Regions from separate parts of the Homo sapiens genome. Here regions 2 and 3 are each linked to region 1. Evidence: chromatin loops called from intact Hi-C (ENCODE). Cell type or tissue: IMR-90. All regions are shown on one strand. Links, peaks and the distances in the headings refer to the core of each region. The heading gives the core; the rest is flanking DNA.

The links. Peaks named below come from ENCODE experiments on the same cell type or tissue, not always from the same donor. Only the 100,000 strongest peaks of a DNase experiment are listed, where the experiment ranks them.
Region 2: a loop joins it to region 1, with 2.0 times the contacts of the local background. A loop is called at or near these places in 2 of 110 quality-filtered maps.
Region 3: it touches region 1 in a loop (2.6-fold over the local background); 2 of 110 quality-filtered maps call a loop at or near these places.

The regions. Positions count from the first base shown.
Region 1 is chr4:141,341,891-141,350,083 of GRCh38, reverse strand. No RefSeq gene overlaps it. Among named protein-coding and RNA genes, the nearest start is that of LINC02432, 13 kb to the right of the region's middle. In IMR-90, for the core only: a CTCF peak has its summit at 3,726; a DNase peak (open chromatin) is centred at 3,703.
Region 2 is chr4:141,798,067-141,806,259 of GRCh38, reverse strand. No RefSeq gene overlaps it. Among named protein-coding and RNA genes, the nearest start is that of IL15, 170 kb to the right of the region's middle. In IMR-90, for the core only: no CTCF peak of the experiment used is centred there; a DNase peak (open chromatin) is centred at 3,679; H3K27ac peaks cover 508 bases.
Region 3 is chr4:142,346,418-142,348,917 of GRCh38, reverse strand. The region is part of intron 7 of INPP4B (inositol polyphosphate-4-phosphatase type II B); the gene reads left to right. Among named protein-coding and RNA genes, the nearest start is that of INPP4B, 500 kb to the left of the region's middle. In IMR-90, for the core only: no CTCF peak of the experiment used is centred there; a DNase peak (open chromatin) is centred at 1,467.

The DNA.
Region 1 (8,193 bases), core at 2,453-4,952:
CCTGAGTTTTGTGAGCCATCAGGGCAAAATATCAAACCTCAGGAGAAAGTCGTGTAAACCTTCCATTTGTAGCCAAGTTGGACAAATGTTATGGGTAATGTGGATATCCAAGCCATGCCACTGGCATCTGAAGTGGAGGGGTTGGGGTGGGGGCCCAGTCTTGTGGGACTGAGCCTTCAACCTATGGGGTCTGCACTAACTGCAAGGTAGATAGTACCGTAACTGAATTGTAGGACACATAAGTGGCATCCAGAGAGAACTGATTGCTGTGGGAAAAATATATCCCACACATTTGGTGTCAGAAGTGAAGTGTTGAGAGTAGAGGAAACAGTGAGTTTTTCCTCATTAACATTAAATTGGAATTTTCAGCTTTCACCACAATATATAATATATGAAATTCCAAAGAGAATTGTCAAACCAAAATGTAGATTTTCAAAGGAGCTATCAGAGAACCAGTTGGGCAGTTCCAAACCCACTGAAGAATACAAAAGGGTCCAAATATTGGAGATGAGAACAATTTGTTAAGAGGGGTGTGTGTTTACATGTGTTGCTAGACTGAGTTTCACCTTCTCCAAGGGGAGCAATGGAGTGCTATCTTTTGCAAAAAGGGCTTCACTTGGCCAATTTGGAGAGTTTGAGATAAGTCTCCTGGAGCTTGAGAGAGGGTAAGACTGGCATCTGACAGGCTTACTGGAGCAGGAGGGGCAACTGGTGAGCTCTTTGGGCAGTAAAGTATTTCTGGTGGAGGAGATGAGGACCTCAGGAGAGAGCTAGCTGGGGGCCACCTTTAGCTCTGTCCAAGAAGGACTTTCTGGAAGTGTAATGAGCCTCTAACCAAAATAGAGAGTGGATAGTGGTTCCCTAAACCCAGGGGCTGAGCACTGGGCTAGAGAGCTGCAGTTGTTGCAGCCAGATGAGCCCCACAGGGGGTGACCCTGCAGAGCCACCAAAGCAACCCAAAGAGGGAAAATCACCTGCAGACATCTGCCCATCTTACAGTATCAGAGCTAGCATAAACTTCCCTGCATCCTTTGCCTTTCTAGTCTCTGACTCCATTCCCATGGCAACAGCAATGACAACTTATAAGTAGCATATAAGTGGGCAAGAGGATAGAAAAATTACCTGCCCCTCTTCCACGGGAAGCAGCTGGTCCACTTCAGGTGAGCCATTGAGATGGGATATTAAACCAAATGCAGTTTTATTTATGGTCTGGAATTGGATAGTCTATTTGACATATTGAGAGTATATCTAAGATTGAAGCCTCAAATTCAAGGGCCCAAATTTTCAGTCTTTCTCTTTTCACTTTCATTTCTGCTTTCAAAATAGCCAAGTCTTTCTTAAGCTCATCCCTTTTTAGTAAGACTTTGCTGGAAACACAAGGTAAAGCCCATGACTGACTTTCCAAACCCTTTCCCAAGCCATAGGCTGACTAGAAACATGGTTTGCCTTCCAGGTCTCCAGAGGACAGTTTTGCTAGATGTGCTGTGATGGCAGGACAATAGAAGTATACTTTTTTACCACCTGACATGCCTGTTCTTGATTCACAGTTGACTATGCTGCAAGCGCCAAGCAGTGACTTAGAAACCCAGTCTCTTTCCACCTTAGGGTTCCACCATCATTAACATACAGCTTTTGGAGCCACTAGGTTCATTTCTGCATGAATCTGATAGGAGAAAAAACAAGAAGCCTCTTGTATCAAGATTTGTTATGAGCCATGGCCCTGAAGTGCCATGTCATTTCCTCTTACATGTGCATTGTCCAGAACTCAGTTACGTGGTCATGCAAAACTGCAAGAGAAGCTGGGAAACACTATGTTTGTGCAACAGAAGAAAAAGAAACAGGCTTGGTAAACAGCTAGTCTGTTTCTGCCTCCAGGGCTCTATAGCTTCTAGGAGTGAGCTCATTGGCTATGTAGACTTCTAGAAAATTTATTCATAAGAAAAATAGTAAAAAAAAAATCCCACCACTGAAAAATTATAAAGGGACGATGCAAGACAAAAATAGTATTTTGATTATCTTTGATTTGTTGGAAGTATAATTTTCAGCGATCAAATGTGCAGCACTGGGTAGTATCAGTTCTGTTTAGTTTGGAAACATACTACTTGAAGTTCTCTGGGCTAATTTTTCTGACCTGAACTGACTGTTCTCAGATTCATTACACAATTGTCATCCTGGGACTTCCCTGCACCATCGTTTAGATAGTCCCTTTATCCCTCTCCTGTCATGTAGCATCTTTTACTTGGATGCAGAGGCTTCCTCTTTTTGTTGGTCCTCTTTCTGATGAAGTACATAATAGTGTTCTGAGAAATATGAACAGAATGCACATTTTTTGAGATCCCACATATTGGAAAATATCATTCTACATTCACAGTTGATTGATAGCTTGGCTGAGCTTGTAATTCTGGGTTGTAATTCATTTCTCCTTACAAGTTTGAAGGGACTTCTCCATTGTTTGAGTACCATCTTTTGAATGTGACCTGTTATTTCTACCTGGCTACTTTTAGGGTTGTCTTTTTATCCTCACGGTTCTGAAATTTCATGTTGTTATGTGTTGATGCAGATTTTCTATCATTCATTTTTGGGCACTCAGATGGCTGTCAACCTAGAAATTCAAAGCTTTCAATACTCACAAGTTTTCCTACATTATTTCTTGAAGATTTTTTCCCCTCTCTCTCTGATTTTTATTCTCTTTCTTGAAAACATAATAGTTAAACATTTTGACCCTGATTTGGTCGACTGATTTTTTTAAAATATTTTCTTTCTTATCTGCTATGTCTTTCTCTTTTTGTTCTAATTTTCTGGAAGAGTCTTCACTTTATCTTTTGTATTTCTATTAAATTTTTTTACTTCTGCTGAAAATATTTTTCTTATGAATTTCTTATTCTTTTATTTTTATAGCTCCCTGTTATTGCTTCAGAAGTAAAATATATTTCCCGCATTCCCTAGGATATTTATCTTATCATTTTTTTCTTCTGTTCCTACACTGTCTTTACTTCCTCTGAGTTCCTTTCATCTTGCTCTTGGCTCTGACTTTCAAATGAGATGCTTTCTTCACATGTCTAGTGGTCCCTGTCTACCTATTCAAATTTATAACCAATCAGTAGCTCTGTCTGGGTGGCAGAACATTTGAATTGGTGGGCCTCATTGTAGGGTGATTAAAACCCAGAAATCTCAGAGTATGTAGATCTTTTCCCTTTAGCCAATCAACTACTCCATAGAGAAATCCCCTAATATACTGCCCATTGGACCTAAGCCACACCTACTCACTTTCTGTATGTTAAGAGGGAGAAAGGCTAAGGTTTATCAATGCACATTATTTAGATGTTTACTTAAGTCCCCTTTTATCAATATCACATCTTAGCTTTCATTCTACTGTTCATTCAAGATTCTTTCAAGACCAGCTTGAATGAATATGCTTTAATAAAAACACAGATTGCACTACAAAACCAAATAGTGTTAAATTTATATTATGCAACAGAATTGTCTGCAAGCTAAGTAGAAAAGGACATCTCCCCTTTATAGATGATTTTTTGGGTTATAAAAATATTATGAAGTAGTAATGATATATTTGCATGCCATCATCTACATTTTTCTTTCATTAACTTTGTCAAATTCTATTTTCAAAGAGCTTCGTTTGTCCTTTGAGGACAAATTCAACTTGTCAGGAAGCCAGCTTCAGGCAATGTCTTTCCCAGTGGCCTGCTGTATTGGTCCACATGAGATATGAAACAGAGACATCTAAAGGACATTTTAGGAACTGGAACATTAATATTTACTCTCCATCCTTTATGACTGATTCCCTTGGAAATGAGGTCTGTAGTTTATTATGAAGCTGGAAAACCTCACTTTGTAAAATTAAATTCAAAGCCACAATCATATGCCTTTTCTAACAAGATTCAAGAGAAGGCTAGAATCACCAACAGTTTTAAATGAAGAGTTATTTTAACAAAAAATATCAGAATTCATCTATTTGCCCTAAAATTATTGGAAGGAAATTGACTTAGAGTAAGCTATTTCTAGTAGTGTCACATTTTGATTTTTATTATATTTGTCCATAGTGTTACGTATAATATAGGTACCTAGTAAATAAAAATAAATAAGCAAGTTATTAAATGAACAATTAATTGATTAAAATCTGAATAAATGTAACTCAGGCATTTTTCTGACTGATTCCTCTTTAAATAGTAATTCCCAATACTCATCTTTTGGCTTGATCAGGCTTAGAGGAGTTATGACAGAATTATATGTGCAAATCTTAAATGTTAACATACACAATAATGGCATTTTTACCAGAAGCATTATTTTCCCAAATGGATAAGAAGTAATAATGAAATTTAAATCTTCTTTTCTAACAAAGGAATTGAGATAATATCTTCTTGTTCGACAGACTCTGAGTTGTTAAAAGCTTTGGTCTAAGCCATCTAATTGCCATAAAAAATTACTTTTCCTGGAAAGCTGGGGTCTAGTTCCAAGGCCACAGGAATGTCAGCTTCTTTAATGCAAAGTTTAAAAATAAATACAAGAAACAATTGCAAACCATATGACAGATTTTTTAAGGCATGTATACTTCAACTACTTCTGTGAATATTAATTTTTCCTTATGCCTTTTAAGTTCATAAGTACATGCTCGTCACTATCATACAAGACAGAGAAACAGAAAGAAAGAAACGGAAGAAGAAATATTCCAGATCTCTGTGTTGCCCACCATTCTGGGTGGTAAAATCTTAATTATGACAACACAAGTCCACGTGATAGAGGAACATATTAGAGGTCAGAGGTGCTTTGAAAACCAGCCAGTTTCACTATTCTTTTAAATTAAAGTAAGTTCAATTAATTCATGAAGCTATAATGTAAATTCAACCATCTAAGATTTCAACTAGCAAAGATGAGGAGAAAATCCCAAAATGACCACTAACATCTTGTTCAGAACTGGTCTGTTTTGAGACGGCTACATTTTCACCATGCTCTCAGGTGGCCTTTCCTCTGTGCACTCACAGAAAGAGAGAGAGCTCTGGTGTCCCTCTCTCTTCTTATAAAGACATCAATCCTACTGGATTAGTGCCCATACCTATGATCTAATTTAATCTTAATTACTCTCTTAAAAGCCCTATTTCCAAATACATACTGAGTCAGGGCTTCAACATATGAATTTTGTGGGGTTGCATTTCAGTCCATAACAAATATATAGGAGGCACGGGCTCAAACCTACAAGTACTTTTCTTCTTCTACTCCAGAAACAACTCCTTGAATTCCTCCTCTAGAATTGCTGCCCAGATGGTTTGGTAGACCATTAGAAATGTTAATATCCTAGTCCCAGAATTTTATATTATTCTCTGGGTTTCTAAATTATCTTACACTTGTATCAAATATAATTACATATTTTAAAGAACTTCTTAAATTCTGACCAAATTTATCCCAAACTTTTAAATGGATAGGACAAATTTTATGATTAAAAATTATTTTGAAAAATTTTACCTATTAATACTAATATTAATTTTTAAAATGTTATCTGTTAATAAAACAGAACTTCTTCTACTTAATATTAACCTAGAACTCCTAGTTCTATATAAACTTGAAATCAATAAAACTGCATTTCCTTTAAAATGTATTGTAACTCAGAATGTACACTATTTTAAGGTGACTCTTCCTAATCATTAATTTTCTTACATAATTTGTTTTGTGTGCTTTTTAAAACTATGATTGCCTATTCTGAATTAGAAACTCTTGAAAGATGTGTGATGGCCTATTTAACTCACTCTGCGTACTAACTAATAGAATTGTAGCTTAATATATGTTGTATCTAACAATTAAAGTTAATACAAGAGATTAAAGTGAGTAAGTCATCTAATTAGACATCCAATCTGTCCCCAATCTTACTAACATTTGTTTTCTTCATGTCCCTCACATCTACTCTTTAGCATTCTTCTTTCACATCTATGATCAAGGCCCCCATTAGTTAGACAAGGTTTTATGCCAGATCCTCTGGCATGAACCCCAAGCCATCCTGCACACATGGATCAAATCTAAATCTATATTGTATAATCTTTCTTCCCCTATGTCATTACACTACATGGCAATCTTCATTGGCTCCTCATGGCCTATAGGATAAATTCATGCTCTTGAGTCTGGCATCTGTCGTTCTCAATTGTTTGATTTCTCAGTTCACCTTCTTAACTTTATCCACATACCCACAGCTAAGAGTCCCCTAACCCCCTTCTTTCTGGCTGAGTCTACATATTTCATTGTCCCCCAAAACAAATTGTAATGGTAACTCAGGTGGTTCTTGAATTAAAAAACATTGTGGATCCAACAGATTGAGAGCAGTGCCTAAAAATTAACAGGATGTCAGCCCTTCTTCCTTCTCAGGTATCTATAAATATCCCAGATTTTTTAGTTCAAAGAAGGGAAGAAGTATGGAATTGCCTTATCAATCAGTAATTTCAGATGCCACCTGCATCCTGGCTTCCCTCTGCTTCAGATGTTGTGTTTACTATCTCTCTTGATTATCTTTTTAATCACTCCTTTCTGCCATGTTGAACCATTCCAAACCATCCCACCATGCCATTGGTCAAACACATTGCCTACCTTCTGTGTGGGCTCCCCACAGTTGGGACCGACCTGCTACACAGTGACGAATAACCCTGTGGTATCAGATGCCTTCATGACAGCTCCTCGGAGCTCCTCAGTGTCTCCCACCTCTGTGTCTCAGACTGGGAAAAACTCCTAGACCCCCAAGCATTCAATTTTTTACTAAGGCTAGCAAAGAAAAAAAAATCTCAGCAGAATGATTGGGATCCCTAGCTATATATTTTGTTCAGTTTTACAATATTCCCAGGGAACACAGATGCTCCAGGGGTCAGTCTCAGGGTAAGATCAAGTACAAACTGATGATATGCCCTGAATAGCTGAATGACTGTGCCACCAGTTTCCTTCTTTTCTTCCTTTCTTTCCCTCCTTTTCTTCCCCCATTTATTTTTCCTTCCTACCTTCCTTCCTTTCCTTCCTTCCTTCCTTCCTTCCTTCCTTCTTTCTTTCTTTCTGTTTCTTTTACAGGGTCTTGCTCTGCCTGGCCCCCATCAGGGCTCACTCCAACCTTGATATCCTGGCCTCAAGCAACCCTCCCACCTAAGCCCCCCAAGTGCCTAGGACAAGCACATGCAACCATGCCCAGCTAATTCTTTCTTAATTTTTAAAATAGATGAAGTTTTGCTATATTGCCTAGGTTGTTCTCAAACTCCTGGCCTCAAGTGGGATTACAGATGTGAACTGCCATGCCCAGACTCTTTCTTTTATTGCAGTAAAAAATATATATAAAACTTACCATTTCAACCATTTTTAAGTGTACACTTCAGTAATATTAAGTGTATTCCCAATGTTGTGCAGCAGATCTCAAGAACTTTTTTATCTTGCAAAACTAAAACCCTATATCCACTTAACACTAATTTTCTCTCCCACTTCCCAAGCCTTTTGCAATGACCTTTCTACTTTCTGCTTCTGTGATCTTGACTTCTTTATGTACCTCATGTAAGTAGATTCATACAGTATTTGTCCTTTTGTGACTGGTATATTTTGCTTCACACAATGTCTTTGAGATTCATCACTGTTTATAACATATTTTAGAATTTCCTTCCTTTTTAAGGCTGCACAACATTCCATTGTATGTACATATTACATTTTTTAATCCATTCATCTGTTGATAAACATTTGCGTTACTTCCATCTCTTGGCTATGGTGATGTAAGTAAAATGGCTGTTTAAACATCTCTTCAAGTTCTTGCTTTGAATTCTTTTGGATATATATCCAGAGTATAGTTGCTGTATCTATGGTAATTCTATTTTTAATGTTTTAAAGAACCTCTATACTGCTTTCCATAATGTCTTCTCTATTTTACATACCCACCAACAGGGCACAAGGATTCCAACTTCTCTGCATCCTCAGCAACATTTTTTATTTTCTATTTTTTTGATAGTGGCCATCTTAACGGGTGTGAGGTAATATCTTGTTATGGTCCTGGTTTGCATTTCTCTTATGTTAGTGATGTTGAGCATCTTTTCATATGCTTGTTAAATATTTGTATATCTTCTTTAGAGAATTGTCTATTCATATCCTTTGCCTATTTTTAAGTCAGGCTATTTGTTTTGTTGTTGTTGAGTTGTAAAAGTTCCTTATATAGTCTAGATACTAACCCCTTAT
Region 2 (8,193 bases), core at 2,421-4,920, 460 kb before region 1:
GGTCATTGTAGCACAATTGTGAGTATTTATGCACCTAAACATACCTAAACATAGAAAAGGTACAGTAAAAATACAGTATAAAAGATATTTAAATGGTACACCTGTGTGGGGCACTTACCATGAATAGAGCTTATAGGACTTGAAGTTACTCTGGGTAAATCTGTGAATGAGCGGTGAGCGAATATGAAGGCCTAGAACATTTATTTTACACTACTGTAGATTTTATAAACACTATACACTTAGGCTATACTAAATTTATTAAAACACTTTTTATTTAATAATAAATTAGCTTAGCTTACTATAACCTTTTTACTTTATAAATTTTTTAAATAGTTTTGTTTTTCACTCTTTTATAATAACTAATTAAAACACAAACACATTGTAAAGCTGTACAAAAATACTTTCTTTCTTTATGTCCTTATTCGATAAGCTTTTTTCTATTTTTTTTAACTTTTTGTCTTTTTGTTGAAAACTAAGACATACCTGGGTGTTGTGGAGGGGGCCTGTAGTCTCAGTTACTTGGGAGGCTGAGGCAGGAGGATCACTTGATCCCAGCAGTTCAAGGTTGTAGTGCACTATCATTGTACCTATGAATAGCTGTTGAACTCCGGCTTGGGCAACATAGCAAGACCCCATCTCTAGAAAAAAAAAAAAAACCTAAGACACAAACACACACATTTGCCTAGGCCTACACAGGGTCAGGATCATCAATATCACTGTCTACTACCACCTCCACATCTTGTCCCACTAGAAGGTTTTCAGGGACAATAGTATGCATGGAGATGTCATCTTCTATGGTAACAGTGCCTTCTTCCAAAATACCTCTTGGAATAATACTTCCTGGAATAACAGCAACAAACAAGGGTAATTTGAAATTAAAAATATAATACCATTAACATTAGCACCACCAAAATGAAATACTTAGTTGTAAGTCTAATAAAATAGGTACAAGACCTATAAAACAGAAACTATAAAACTCTGATGAAAGAAATCAAAGAACTGTAAAACTGAGGCTGTTTTACAGTTAACTTTTTAAAATAAATAGAACACTAGAATATAACCATAAAAAGTATAATATAGTAAATACATAAATCTATAACAATTTATCAGTATTAAATATTATGTATTGTACATAATCAAATGTGCTATATTTTTATATAAGTGGCAGTTCAGTAGTTTATACCAGCCTCACCACAAATATGTGAGTAATGCCTTGTACTATGATGTTTGAATGGTTAGGACCACTGTGGTATATGCAGTCTGTTAAATGCCATTATATGGAACATGACTGTATACATACAAATATGTGTATCTATAATATATATATATAATATATATAGTCAGCATAGTATGTATATCTTTTGAGAGAATTCTGTATGTAGAGTCACTGAAAATGTGTCGATGTCCAGCCAAACATCCATATGTGAAGCCCAAATTTCACTTTCATAACATTTCATGCTGACCTATATCTCTGTTTCTATCCACAGAGAAAGGTCAGAGACCTAACCAGAAATAGCAGTTAGGTTTTATCTCACATGCCAAGTCCATTATAGTGGCTTTCCAGGGAGCTGTGTTGAAAAGAATTATGTATTTATGTCTGAGATCAGCAGAAAAAGATTACAATGATTGATTAGTGATGTCTATCATGGCACACAAGAGAAAAAGTTACTATAATTTTTTATCTTTGTTCTGGACTTAATAAAGTTTTGGAAAATTGATGGAGGGCTTCTGAGTGGTCATGTTGTGCAGAAATTCTGGATGTGGTTTAGCCATCATGGAGGTACATGACCTGCCTTCAAGAGTGACCCATCTTACACACCTGGTAGACAGAAAGAAGCATTCACTTTAAGGCCATAAACTACTTGGCTGCTCCCAGCTAATGACTGAGCATGGTGAAAGTAGTGATCAGGTGATTTTTACTTGATGAGGGACTCTTCTAAGGAACAATCTTTCCCCCAAGGCTCGTCATCCGCCGGGCTTAGACTTTCTTGGAGATGTACTGCCTTACTCTTCTTATTCAGTCCTCTGTCCCTTCTTTTCTCTTTTCATAAGTGTCATTCCTTAGTGTCATCTGAAGGTTCTTGCTGCCTGCTTCTCCTTCCTCTCCTCTCCATTCTACATTCTTCACAAGTGTTTTCCCAATTAATATCTCGTACTTCTAATTGCCTACAGTGTCTTATTCCCAGAGAACAGGAATTGATACACTTGGGAATCAAGTTACCCTCAAACTTGGCAGAGTACCTCAACAAAATAAAATTTATTTCCTCTATCCCTTATTTCAATAACGTTTAAGTAATATTTATATTAATTGATGCATAGCTTAACACAGATGCTCCACTATATAAAACTTTCATAGAAACAAAGCTATGTGCCTGAGCAATAATGCATCATCAGTATCCACCACTAATGGTCCAATTGTGGAGAATTACTTTGGGTGTCTGGACCATGGATTTTGTATACATCTTACCCAGCCTGAAAGTAGTGAAGATTCGATGGAGCAGAAGGAAAGAAAAGGAAACCTATACTTTGTGTCTCTTCTGTTCCTGACATTAAGCTTGAATTTGACCTACATTTCTAGGACAGAAATGATTACTGTATCTCTTACTGTTGGTTCAGAAGACCTCAGTTTTGATTATGATAAAGCAGCTTGCATTTTTAAAGTGCAGTTTATACCAGGATGTATATTATATGAACCTAGTTCTTATAATTTTATCACTTAAAGTGAAGGCATTGCACCGACAAGTTTCATCAGCCCCAAATTATCACTTTAACATTAACTCAGTGGATGGCGCAGAAGCTGTCATATCCCCCTTTATTTCCTATGACCATGTGGCCTCCAGTCCTGGCTTTGTATATGTTGGGTTGGTTAAAGATAAGGGAGACTTCACCAGTTGGATTATTTTTCCCATCGTGGCATGCCTTCTTGGAATTGGCCTGTACTCAGCTCTATTCTCACTATTCCTTCAGGAAACTCCAGGCTTTGTCACTCCCTCCCTCCAGTAATATAAACCTACATGATCTGTTCTCTTTTCACCACCAGCTATATTTCTACATGAATAAACATGGCTGTGAAATGACAAAATCAAACCCATAATCTTTAGTCAGTTCTGATAACTATGAGTTTATGATGTTGGAAAAGCTCTTTTACAGAACACATTTATTTTATAAAGAAACATTTGCTATTTGCTATGTATCTCCTTTAAATAGCAAATGATTTTCATTGTATTTAATATGTGATATATATTTTATATACATATTCATGAGCATTGTGGAATCTCTTTAAACTTTGTTCCTCGATGTTTACATTTATATTCTTTTAAAAAAATGGAGAGATGGCATCTCACTATGTTGCCCAAGCTGTTGAACTCTTGGTCTCAAGTGATCCCCCTGCCTCAGCCTCTCAAAGTGCTGGGATTACAGATTTGAGCCACAGCACCTAGCCTAAATTTATACTTATTAAAATCACAAGTAAGGAAACTGAAGGAGAGGAAGCCCAAGAAAGAAACTTGCAAACAGCATCGAGATAGAAAGCTTAGATTCTTCTAGACTTGAACAGAATTACATCAGATCTTCTAAAGAAAAAAAATAAAGTCTAACTTAGGCACATGTGTTATAGGCAAATGAATAAATAGCTTCACCTTATAGTGGGACAGAGCTTAATGATTCATTTCTTAGGCAACAGCAGGATATTTTCCTGTTGGAATTTTAAAAGCCTATTCTTTGTGGTGAATGATGTATTTATTTTTTTCATTCCTCCCATATTATTCCAGTTCACTGCACATGCTTCTAAAATTCTTTTCATAGGACTGAATTTCATTCTTTTGGCGAATCCCTCTGAGAATCAGAAAAAGAAATGAATGTCTGTAGATCTGGTTTCAGATCATCTTTTTGTCTCATCACTAATGTAAGGAATACTATTTAGAGACTAAAAGATACCAGATTCTTGGGCAGGGGTTGACTTTGCTTTGTAACTAAAGTACAGATGAGAGTTTCTACAGATAAAATCCTACAAACTTTGTTTGTTATCCACAATGCACTTCTGGAATTTCCACTTGTTTATCCATAGTCCTGTGATGAGGCCCAAATGGAAAGATAAATACATCATTTTAAAGGCCACATCATTGGATATTTGTACTTAATTTTTGACCATGGAAATTTAACTGTTAAGCAAGTTGGGATCTATTGTTCAAATCTATAGTTATTATTTAGTTAAATTTGTTGGCAGAAGTTTAATACTAGAGGGAAAAGTATCTCTAGGATTTCTATTCATAGAAAGAAAATCAGTGACTTAAGTCTGAGATATGGGTCCTTAAAGCTTTTGATTTGATATATATGGTCATCCACTAAACCAATAATTAAAGCTACCTTCATGCCTTAAGTGTCTATGTCAGCACTCAACATTATGAGCAAACTTTTCCTACTTCAAAGGTATAAAGTAACATTTAATATTTATATTAAAGTAATACAAAGTAATTTAATGTATATTTAATGTATATGTAATTTATTTATTTTTATTTAATTTATAAATAATTTAATGTATATAGTAATTTGATATTACTCCGTAGTTTCTAGGGAGATAGTCTGTCAGGCTCACTATACGGAGCAGACAGGCACTGCAGTCAAAAGGACGAAGTTTCCTTTATAAAGCATTGATGCTGCTAACCTCAACTGCAAACTCTTCCTTCCCACATTCTTTTTGGGCTGTGACTTATCCAGGGTATTAACTTCTCATTTCTAGTTCCCTGCTTTGGGCTCATATCCAGCTTCATTTATTTGCTAGCTGTGTCATCTACTTCACCTCTCTAAGCTTAAGATGCCCTGTCCATAAATGAGGTTATAATGCCAAATGCAGATAAAGGGGCAGTGCTATGGTCTGAATGTGTCTGTAAAATTCATGTGATGCAAACTTAATCCCCAATGCAATAGTGGGAAGGGGGGCCTTTTGAGAGGTGTCTATGTCATGAGGACTCTGTCCTCATGAATTAATTTATGTTGTTATTAGAAAGGGCTTGCTGGAGTAAGTTCACTCTCTCTAGTCCTTCCACCTTCCGCCATTTCAGGATGTAGCAAGAAGGCGTACACTAGATGCCTGTGCCTTCATCTTGGACTTCCCAGACAGAACTGTGTGAAATAAATTTCTGTTGTTTATAAATTACCCAGCCAATGGTATTGTTTTAGCAACATAAATGAACTGAGATAAGTAGTAATATTTTAAAAATTACATATAAAGTATTTATCAAAGTGTTTAACAAGAATAAAAAATAACCATTCTTTTTAGGCTTTCTAAGCATAATAACCCAGATTTGAGATACCACTCCAAAGAGATAATTTCACATACAGAAAAGACCATATGCACAAAGATGCTCAGTAGTGATAGTAACAGAAGTGAAAGATTGGAAACAATGTATAACAACACTAGATAATGCTCATAGATTGGTAAATAAAATAAATTTCATGCAATCATGAAAAATCATGACTGTAGGTTAAAATATAAAAAATAATATGCAAAACTAAATTTACTATGTGGTTGAAGATATGTAAGAATATGAATGTGCAGAATAATACACTGAAATTATATAATTGATTCTCTTAAAGTGACGGATTATAGATAATTCCAAGATGTTGTTTCCTTGGTTTTTCAGAGTTTCTACAATGTGGTTATATTCCTTTTATAAACAAAATTGTACGAAGAACCTCATCATTATTTGAGGTCTGGAAGCCTGGGGTGGTGAAAAGAGAAAGTTATCTTTTCTTAGCTGGCTTTACAACTTTGGAGATTACTGGAGTGGAGCAGCTTCAGTATCAAGGTGGCTGAGGGATGGAGGTAACATGAACCGAGAAGGCTGAGGGTGAGGTCCAGTTTCAATCTTGAAAAAGGCAGGCCAGAGCAGAAGAGTTTTTTCGTATTATTTCTACTTCTGATGAAAAAAAAAACACACAATGTTTTTAAAGTTTCTATTAGCCCACGTCATAACCATTACCAAAAGCCCAAGAAATCGTAAGTACCAAGGAGCTTGATTCTGCATTATAAGTCTTTAAGTGGTAAATACTTCACATGGGTACCTTGGGATTAGTTCATTTTACACATACATTTAAAATAATCTTAACCTACTCAGCAATTGTACACGTTCAGCCTCCTCCCAACCTCTAACCTCTATTATTTTATGATCCCCAATTACTAGCCCCAAGTAAAATACTCTCCATGTCATTTTTGCTTTTAGTAATCTTATTTTTTAACTATCATTATTTCCTTTTTCTGTGTCAATTTATCCCTTGCTCTCTTAAATACATTTCATGGTCACCTACCCTGATCTCTCTAGAATCCCTATAATACTGGAACAGGTTTTCCTAAAAAATATTTCAGAAAATCACTTCTCTTTAACCTCAAAAAACTTTTTCAAATGGACATTCTTCATGCCCCTAATACTTATGTTTCAAAACACTTTAGAGAAGGAAGATAGCCCTTGTTCCCATCTGCCATTCCCAGTTATTTATGTGGCTTCCTTTGACCCGCAAATTCTCGCTTCAACTCCAAAATATCCTTCTCACTATTATGAAATCTACTTGTGTGAAACCTAGTACTAGAACTGTGAGCCCATTTCAATATTTTTGTATTTATTTATTTAACATTTTTTTGTCTGGGTACAATGACTTATTCCTGTAATCCCAGTGTTTTGGGAGGCCAAGGTGGAAGGATTGCTTAAGACCAGGAGTTCAGGACTAGACTGGGCAACATGGTGAGACCCTATCCCTACAAAAAAAAATTTTTTTAATTAGCTAGGCATGATGGTGCACACCTGTAGTCCCAGCTACTCGGGAGGCTGAGGTGGGAGGATCTTTTGAGCCCAGGAGTTTGAGGCTGCAGTGAGGTGTGGTTGTACCTCTGCACTTCAGTCTGGGTGACAGAGAGAGTCACCATCTCAAAAGAAAAAGATAATAAAGTAATACTATGAATAACTCTATGCTGGCAAATTTGATAACCTAGATGAAATGGAGCAATACCTTGAAAGACACAATTTTCCAAAACACACACAAAAAGAAATAGACAATTGAAATAAGCTTTTATATATTAACAAAATTGAATCAATAATTAATAACCTTCAAAAACAGAAAACACCAGTCCCAGGTGGGTTTGCCAAAGAATTCTATCGAACATTTAAGTAGCAGATTATACCAATTCTCTACAACCTCTTTCAGAGGATAGAAGCAGAGGGAATACTTCCTAACTCATACTAGAAGACTAGAATTAGACAAATACATTAATTACAAGAAAAAAACTACAGATCAATGTTTCTCTGAATATGGATGTAAAAATCCTCAAGAAAATATTAGTGCCCAAAAAAGAATTTTTAAAAATTATATATGATGACCAAGTGTAATTTATCCTAAGTATGCAAGATTGTATCAACTTTCAAGAATCAATAAATGTAATTCATTACATCAACTAGTCTTAAAAAGAAAAATCACACATTTATATCAATAGACGCAGAAAAAAACATTTGACAAAATTCTACATGGATTCATGACTTAAAAAGAAACCTCAGTAACCTAGGAATAAAGATAATTTTCTCAGCTTGATAAATAATGTTTACAAAAAACATGCGGGTAACATAATACTTAATGATGATAAACTCAATGGTTTTTCACTAAGGTCAGGAACGAGGCAAGGATGTCCCCTCTTAGAGGCACTGCTTTCCAACATTGCTCTGGAAGTCCTAGATAATATAATAAGACAAGAAAAAAAACGTAAAAGGTGTAGAGATTGAGAAGGAAGAAACAAAATAATCTTTATTTGCAGATGATATGATTATGTAGAAAATCGTGATGCATTGACAAAAATACTGTTGGAACTAATAAGCCATAATAGTAAGATTGCAGGATACAAGATTAATATGCAACCGTCAATTGCTTACCAATACAGTAGTCTCGCTTTATCTATGGTTTGGCATTCCACAGTTTCAGTTACCTGCCATCAACCCTGCTCCAAAAATATTAAATAAAATATTCCATGAAGAATTCATAAGTTTTAAATTGTATGCCATTCTGAGTAGCATGATGAAATTTTGCTGTGTCCTGCTTTTTCCCACCCAGTATGTGAATCATCTTTTTGTTCAGCTTATTTGTGCTGTATATACTACCCACCCATTAGTCACTTAGTAGCTATCTTAGTTATCAGATTTAAAAAGAAAGCAC
Region 3 (2,500 bases), core at 1-2,500, 1.0 Mb before region 1:
ACATCATCCTCCAGCCCCCTGCACTGAGCTGGCTGCGAAGTGCCTGAAATCACTTTTCCCTCCAGCAGAACAGCTCCTGGGATTAGGCACTCACTGAACTTGATATCTGGGGAGTCTTATGACAGATAAGGTTTTGCTCTGATAACCTTCTGTGGCTATAGAGGGAAGGACTCTTCCTTCAAATTGTTCACTAGGGACATTTTAGACAATCATTGCTCTGAGTTGAGCCTGTTCTAGTTTGCAGCCTTGGAGCAATGTTGCTTTAGATTAATGTGTCACCAAGCTCTTATTGAGAAAGAAGTTCTTTTATTTCCTTATAGGCTGGATTTGCACTTGTCAATTGTGTGGATGAAGAAAAGAGGTTAGAGAAGGGGCCTCCCACATACTGATGATTTTTAGTGTCTCTTCACCATCTATATCTGGGGAGAATTGGAGGGGCAGGAGGGAGAAGCTGGTGCTGGAACTCAGTAATTAACCTGATTTGAGTCAGGTTTAATGACTTCTCTGTTTAAGGTAAAATATTCTGGAAAAAAATATTTTCCTTAAACAAGACCAAATAGTAAAGTGACTGAATGGTGGATGCCTTACTCCCTCAAAATGGCAAAGGTCACTGCATTTTTATCTCCTGCCAAGCCAATCAATAATGAAAGGATTGATTTAGAGGCTTGTGGAGACAGGCTCTTCAATGACCTTGTTGTAGTAGCAGGGTTAGGGTAGGGATCTACCATGCGCCCTCTTCAGCTCTAATGCCGTTGTCCACTTCACCCCTGTATCATAAGCAAAAGCTACAAGAAGCATATTATTTGCAAGATGGAGCTTATAGTTTATTTTTGTTGATGGTGGTGATTTTGTCAAAATGTGGTGATGTTTATGCAGTCACATAATGGCACTATGAATTTTGTTTTATAATTACATAGCAAAATTTATGGATGATCACATTTACATGTTCTATCACGTTTCTGACAATTATAGTTCATTGCTTCCTCATCTCTTTCCTTCAGGGTATCAGGAAATTATTGTGACTTAAAATGGGAATCTTTAGCTTTGAGGTGGGAGCAGTTTGACCCATTTCAACATTTTTATGAGAATTTGTCTCCCTTCTCTGAACCACCTCTGCTGCTATAGATGCACCTAAATTCAGAAAAAAATATTTACCTAGTGCAATCTCTATCTCATGAATGCTTTTCTTTTCAGTCTTTTATGTTATCAGAGAGATGTCTATAGAAAAGTTTACATAGAAATTATTTACTCAAATATTTTAATTAATGAATTTTTAAACTATTTTTATTGAAATTTAATTTTTATTTTGATATTTCCAAGTTGGAAATTAAATGAAAATAATAGCATCTTTTCTAATTCAGTTCAGGATCAACAGATTAACTTCACTGTGAATTTTTTGACCCCTGAGGCAAGTGTTCAAACCAGTATTGACTTGGCTTCTTCCAACCTTCATTTTATGTGTCAGCTGTGATGCAATACTTCAAGTGCTTCATAAAGATAAGGGCTGCACTTTTCCCTCAGAGCACTGGCCAAATAATAATCAGGTAATTGGAATGTATGTAGCACTTTCATCTGAAAAACTCACTCCTCAGACTTTTTTTATGTTATCCCTATTAAGAGGTTGGTTGAAGAATTTTGGGTCTGGGTGGAGGGAACATAGTAAATATTCAATAGATGTTTAATAGGTTGACATCATCTTTTATTTAAGTCTTGCTAGGTTAACTTGAAAAAAATTACTATATGAACTTACAGTTGAATGACATTAAATGTGATGAAATAAAATGAAACCAAAACTACATCTTTTTCTTATCATTTTAAAGATACGGTTGGTTATCTAGGCATCCCAACACAACACATTAGTTAACAGAGAGGTTGTTTCAACATTCTTATAAGGAAGGACTGGGCTATATCTACTCAAAGCAAAATGGAAAATTAAAGCAAATAGAGAATATCAGTATGCCTGGCATCTTCACCTATTAAATCTGGATCAGTCATGAAATTGAACTGGGTCAATAATAGGATGGCTGGTGCCACTAACCCCTAACTCCTGTGTCATCACGGAACTGGCTCTACCTCTTAGAATGTCATTATTCAACACTTTTATTCTACTCAATATTGTATCTTTATATAAAATGTTGAAAGATTCTGATTTATACCAAACATTTCAGTTATCTAGATAGTGTAGGCTTTAATTACTTAATATTTACCTAATTTGATCTATTTTACTGAGTTGTTAGAGCCATAATTGCATTTAGGAAAATTTATCTTTTTAAGTAGCTCTCAAGCCCTCTGTTTCAATTTTTTTGTAGTATTCTTTCTCTTTATTCTTGGGCATAATTTACACTTTTTGATTATCATTGTTCACCTAGATAGTACCTCTTATCTCTTATTTATTCAGATGCTATTTTGTTTTATGAAAGAGACTTTTATCTTTTTCCACATTATCAATATGTCACTTTTTCTAGTCTAATTTCATTTCTCTTATTTCTTGTTATTTCAT